2 separate regions of the Homo sapiens genome follow, and region 2 is linked to region 1. Evidence: chromatin loops called from intact Hi-C (ENCODE). Cell type or tissue: CD4-positive, alpha-beta T cell. All regions are shown on one strand.

Region 1 (2,500 bases):
AGGGAACGAGGGTGGAGAAGAGAAGTGAGGGGTGATCCACAGAGCAGAGTCCCTGGGAAGCAGGGCTGGGTGGTGCGGCCAGGAGACAGGTGGAGGCCTGAGCCCAGCCACCTGCTTCCATGATACCTGGTGGGATGGAGGAATGACATTCTTTCTTCCTTCCTAAGCTGTTGCCAGGTTTGGGGGCAAACCCAGCTGATGGCTTCTGTGTTTTTCAGAAAAGTAAGCCCAGCTATGTGCTGGGATGACGAGAAGCAGCCTCCAAGCAGGTCCTGACCTGCTCCCATGCCCAGCACCTCCCATCCTGGAGGCGATGCCTGCAGTGGGATTGTACGGCCACTTCCCACAACCCTCACCTCAGCTTCAGGAGCTGACCTGCAGCCTCGGGTTTGGGAAAATGCAGGGGTGGTCTCTGTGGTCTGTCTGAAGGCCCTTCGAATACCTTTACCTTCAAATTCTAGCTTCTTACAAACCTAGACCACAAATCCTTTATCTGTATTTTTCCTGAACCCAACTTGGATTTAACTGTCAAATAGATGGCCTGTGGCTCTAATGCAGCGATAAGAACAGAATTCTTCACTTTGAAAAGCCAAGTTGCTTTAAAAAAAAGTTGGGGGGCACAGTTTTGGCATACACCGAGTGACTGCATTTGACCTCCGCCTGCCTGGGGCATGTGGATAACGGCAGTGGTCCCATGCCGTGTGGTCTTCCTCTTGGCTTATCCCCCTAGCTCGCTGTTGTCCTAGTGGCCATGTACTATGTGCAGGACACTTTCATAGTCCGTTCATCCACAGAGCAGTCCTAGCCTCTTCTAATCTCCACTTAAGAGCCAATGAAGCTTCCAGAGCGCAGGTAACTTAAGTCACACAGCTTGAATTAGACTGGACAATGAGCCACCTTTCCACCGTGGCTGCACTGTGACCCTGGGTCAAACGGCCTCATGACCAGCCCCCTCCACGCCTGTCCCCTTCTTGCCCGGGTCTGCCGCCTTTTCTGCTCCGGGGCCTTAGGAATTCTCCTGGGACTGTGGCTCCCCTCTAACTCCCCTCCCTCCCAGTTGCTTTCTGTTCTGCTGTTCTTGTGGGTCTCTGTTCTCCTGGCTCCAGGCCTAACGGCCGCCCCCTCCAACCTTGGCCTTGGGAAGTCTCTTGGGGCGGAGAAGAGAGGGGCTGCCTCCTGGCCCCCACCCTGCGACCCTTCGTCCCCCGCTAAGCCGGGATGGCAGGCGGACTCGCCGGACCCCTTTTTAGACCCAAGGCTCTCTTCGCCTCTCCATCCGGCTCCGGCCGGGGTGGGGTGACCTGAGGGACCCGGTAGCCGACGACAGAGAAACTAGACCGGCCAGGACGTAGAAGGGTCGCTTCCCCCAGGCTGGTCCGGGGCTGAGCGGGGCACCACAGGGAGCGGAGACAGCGGAGGCGGTGAGAGCCTCGGGAGCCACTGGGGCGAGCGCGCCAGCGTCCACCAGAGGGCGCTGTCGGCTCGCGGAGTGGGGCGCGGGCGGCCTGGAGCCCCCCGGTGCGGCCCGGCATCAGAGCGCGCAGCGACTTTGTCACTGCAGGCTTGCCGGGTGGGTTGCAGAAGAGAGAAGAGACCCACCCATCCTCAAGGCACTCATTTGGGCAAGAAGGGAAGAGACCCACAAGAAGACTATTTCACACTCTTCTCATTTCAAATGTGTATAGAGCACAAAGTTGCATTTACCATGTCCAAGATACCGAGCAGCACCAACATGAGTCATCCTGGGTCTCCAAATTTAAAGACCTCTAGGGAAGTGGCAGGATCAAAGACAGGTACCAAAGAACTATACTACAGTATATTAGGGAGAGGCAGGAACTCCAACGAGACGTGAGGAAGAAGCGGTAGGAGAGTTGAGGGAGGAGTTACAGCTTCAGCTAGGGGATGAGGCCCGGTGCATGGAGGACTTGGGCCTTAAAGTGGGACAGATTCGCAGCTTTCCAACACATGTGTTGCAACAGAACCCGTGGATTTAAGCAGTTCTGGTTACACATTCTGTTACACGCAAATGCTTATCAGTGACAAAAGGCAATATTCCTTGCCCTTTAGCCCCAGCTTGTTGATCCTGAAAGGTAAATTAGAAATAAAAATGGATTCACCAAATATCCAGAATGTGCTAGAGATATATAACCTAGTCTGAACAATCAGATCAGTCATTCTGCTAATTGGTAAAATATCCACAGGGGAGCCTGGGAGACAGCTGTTAAACTTGGTTACAGGTAGCATCAAACCATCCGCCAAAAATACCTCAATAATTCTATTGGTATTGGGAGAGGAGACACAAAAATATAGAAGTTGAAGAACAACAAAGTCTTTCAGTCTTTTTGTTTTAAAGACTCTTATTACCAAACAACTTAAGGAAGAACTCTATCAACATCATAGTTCCCTTGAGAATTATGTTATTATAGTATAGATTATTATTGAAAGAATTATTATATTGCACTGTGCTAAGGCTAGTTTAATTTGGAGCCAATAAATTAAA
Region 2 (2,500 bases), 720 kb after region 1:
TTAATTGCTTTGATGAGGCCTGAGATATTTTTGGTTTTGGTAGCTTGTTTTGTTTTCACTCTTTGTGGTGGGATGGGGAGAAGCATATGCACATGCACACATATATACACTCTCCGCCTCAATTCCCCTTTAGAGACAAATCCTGCAAAAACCAATGCCTGTCCAAGATACCTAATGGGGTGAGGGGTTCTCCATTTTAATCAGGAAATTCACTAGGTTTAATGACATCTGAGACACACAAGGTGCTGTGATTCCCACAAAGGGGATTGTTTTCCTACAAGAAAAGTTAGAATCTGAAGAAAATGTATGGCAGTTAGAATCCACAAAATCAATTTTGAAGCAGTTTGGTACTTGTCTTATATATACTGAGACCACAGACACAATCAAGCAAAAAAAGAAAAAGGGTCATGGAGAAAAAGATGAAAACCGACAGGAAAGAAGGGAGAGAAAAGACAACTCTAATTTTACATTGAACTCTCAGGTCAAATCAGTTGAATCTGAAACAACCTATTCTGAAACATCTGAAATAGAATAAAGGAATACAGATGGTTCAAAATGCATTTGTCCTCCTGTTAATGAGGGATCAGAGTACCATATTAAGTCCTGCATTAATTGTTTTTAAAATAGTAAATACTTTTAAAAGTAAATTTCATAACAATTCATGTCGGTCACATTTATGTACCTATGGTCAACTGCTCTAGACAAGGGGAGCAAGTTGAGTAGCAGGGTAAAAGAAAAATATCCTGATTATTAATGGAATTAATGATCTCTTCTTCATTTACGACTCAAACATAGGCAATATACTCTGTTTCCCGAAATACTGAGCAACCAGTTACGAACTGTCATTTACTGTGCATCTGCTATGTAACTGTGTGCCAGAGACCATTACATCAAAGTAAAAGAGATGATTCCTGATCTTCAGGAGTTGAGAGTTTGAGACATAAGCCATTTAATGAAACCACAGTGAATGGTACAAAATACAACATTCCATTTACCCAAAAGGAAGACAAAAGTTGTTCCCAAGTAGTTTAACTTTAAAATAGGGTGGTTCTTAAATTCATGTGGAGGTGCCATCTAGTGGTGAAAGAGGTAACTGTGAAGGAAGCCAAGCCGTCAGGGAGATAGAGGCCAGGCCTTTCTAATTATCATATAATCCCACTGCGATTTTGTCAGTTGTAGGAGTCTTCCTGTATCTTAGAAATAAATTATAAAACCAAATTATGTGGATAGGAGCAGTATCACCAGGGGAAGAGGTTTCAAAATTACAGTAAAAATTTCAAATCAACAAAGAGGGTCATACAATTTTTACAGGTAAAGAACTTTAGGGCAACCCTGTTTTGTCATTGCATTTAGGGAACATAGGACATATTAATATCAGGAGTTACAGTTGAATAAAGATGCCTACATTCCAAGTTCTGTGGATAAATTTATGGTGAATTGTTTTTCTACAAAGAAGTTGAGAATAAGTAAAAATGGTGAAAGTGAGGGAAACGTTGAGGATCCTAAAGATAATGTCAGTAAGGAGAACTATAAAGAGCCATAAGTGGTAAAACACACACACAACCTTCCTATGTATACTCTTACCCCTACAGGTACCCTGTAACACTCCACAGACAGGATAGAAATGGATTTCCCGTTAATTACAGAGCTGGTTGTATAGATTTCATATAACCATGTAGTATTTGAGGAAAACACAAGGCTTAAGTACTGTTTAAAGCAAACAAAATCTAGATGAAAATATATTAAAACCAACCGAAGGCACTGAAATCTGAGTTAGTGAACAGCGTACATATTAGTAAGGAAACGCAGTGTCAAAGCTTATAAGCACATATAGAAACCAAAATGAGATAAATCACGGGGTGCTGAGGAGAGGCGATGGGCAGAGTGTGGAAGGAAAGCAAGCCGACTTGAAGTATTTATTAGCAGATACATTCTTTGGAAAACAAATAGGTGGTTACAAAGTACTTAAAACTTTCATCCTCTTAAACAGTTTAAATACTCTCTCACCATCTTGCTTACATGATTAATTTACCTAGCAAATCCTTTACTCGTGTAGGGAACAGGGGTAAAAACTGCAGCCAGATCTTGCGTGACTCCAGGCGGTGGCATCTGAAGTCAGGCACCGTGGCGCTGCACCGCACGTGGACGGGTGCTGGCGATTACATGCGGGGAAGAAGAGCGAGCCTTCTCAGGCCTGTGGGTGGATTTCTTTCTGCCACTTGAGGTGGCAGCACTCACGCTGTAGCCAAGAGAATAATTTTTTTGCGAGCACTCTGCTGTAGGTGGTGTATTTTGAATAGAGCTTCTAAACAGTTTTGAGAGTAAAGAGCAATGAATCATTCATTTTACATTTTGAAGGCACATCTCACTCTGAAGTCCAGTGCTCAGAGAGCTGACCCACGTATTTACTTGGGGTAACACCAACTTCAGAATTTAACAACCCCCTTTAAAGCTGTATTTTCTATTTCCTTTCATCCTTCCTCTGCCTCCTTGTGGCTGA

The links. A loop is a pair of places that touch in the nucleus more often than their neighbours do. Peaks named below come from ENCODE experiments on the same cell type or tissue, not always from the same donor. Only the 100,000 strongest peaks of a DNase experiment are listed, where the experiment ranks them.
Region 2: it touches region 1 in a loop (5-fold over the local background); 11 of 110 quality-filtered maps call a loop at or near these places.

What each region holds. Positions count from the first base shown.
Region 1 is chr2:45,642,367-45,644,866 of GRCh38, forward strand. No RefSeq gene overlaps it. Among named protein-coding and RNA genes, the nearest start is that of PRKCE, 8.1 kb to the right of the region's middle. RefSeq lists a silencer at 1,371-1,580. In CD4-positive, alpha-beta T cell, CTCF peaks have their summits at 1,469 (motif pointing right) and 1,669; a DNase peak (open chromatin) is centred at 1,475; H3K4me3 peaks cover 514 bases; H3K27me3 peaks cover 1,367 bases.
Region 2 is chr2:46,363,996-46,366,495 of GRCh38, forward strand. All of the region lies in intron 6 of EPAS1 (endothelial PAS domain protein 1), which reads left to right. Among named protein-coding and RNA genes, the nearest start is that of LINC01820, 29 kb to the right of the region's middle. In CD4-positive, alpha-beta T cell, CTCF peaks have their summits at 1,054 (motif pointing left) and 1,253; a DNase peak (open chromatin) is centred at 1,076.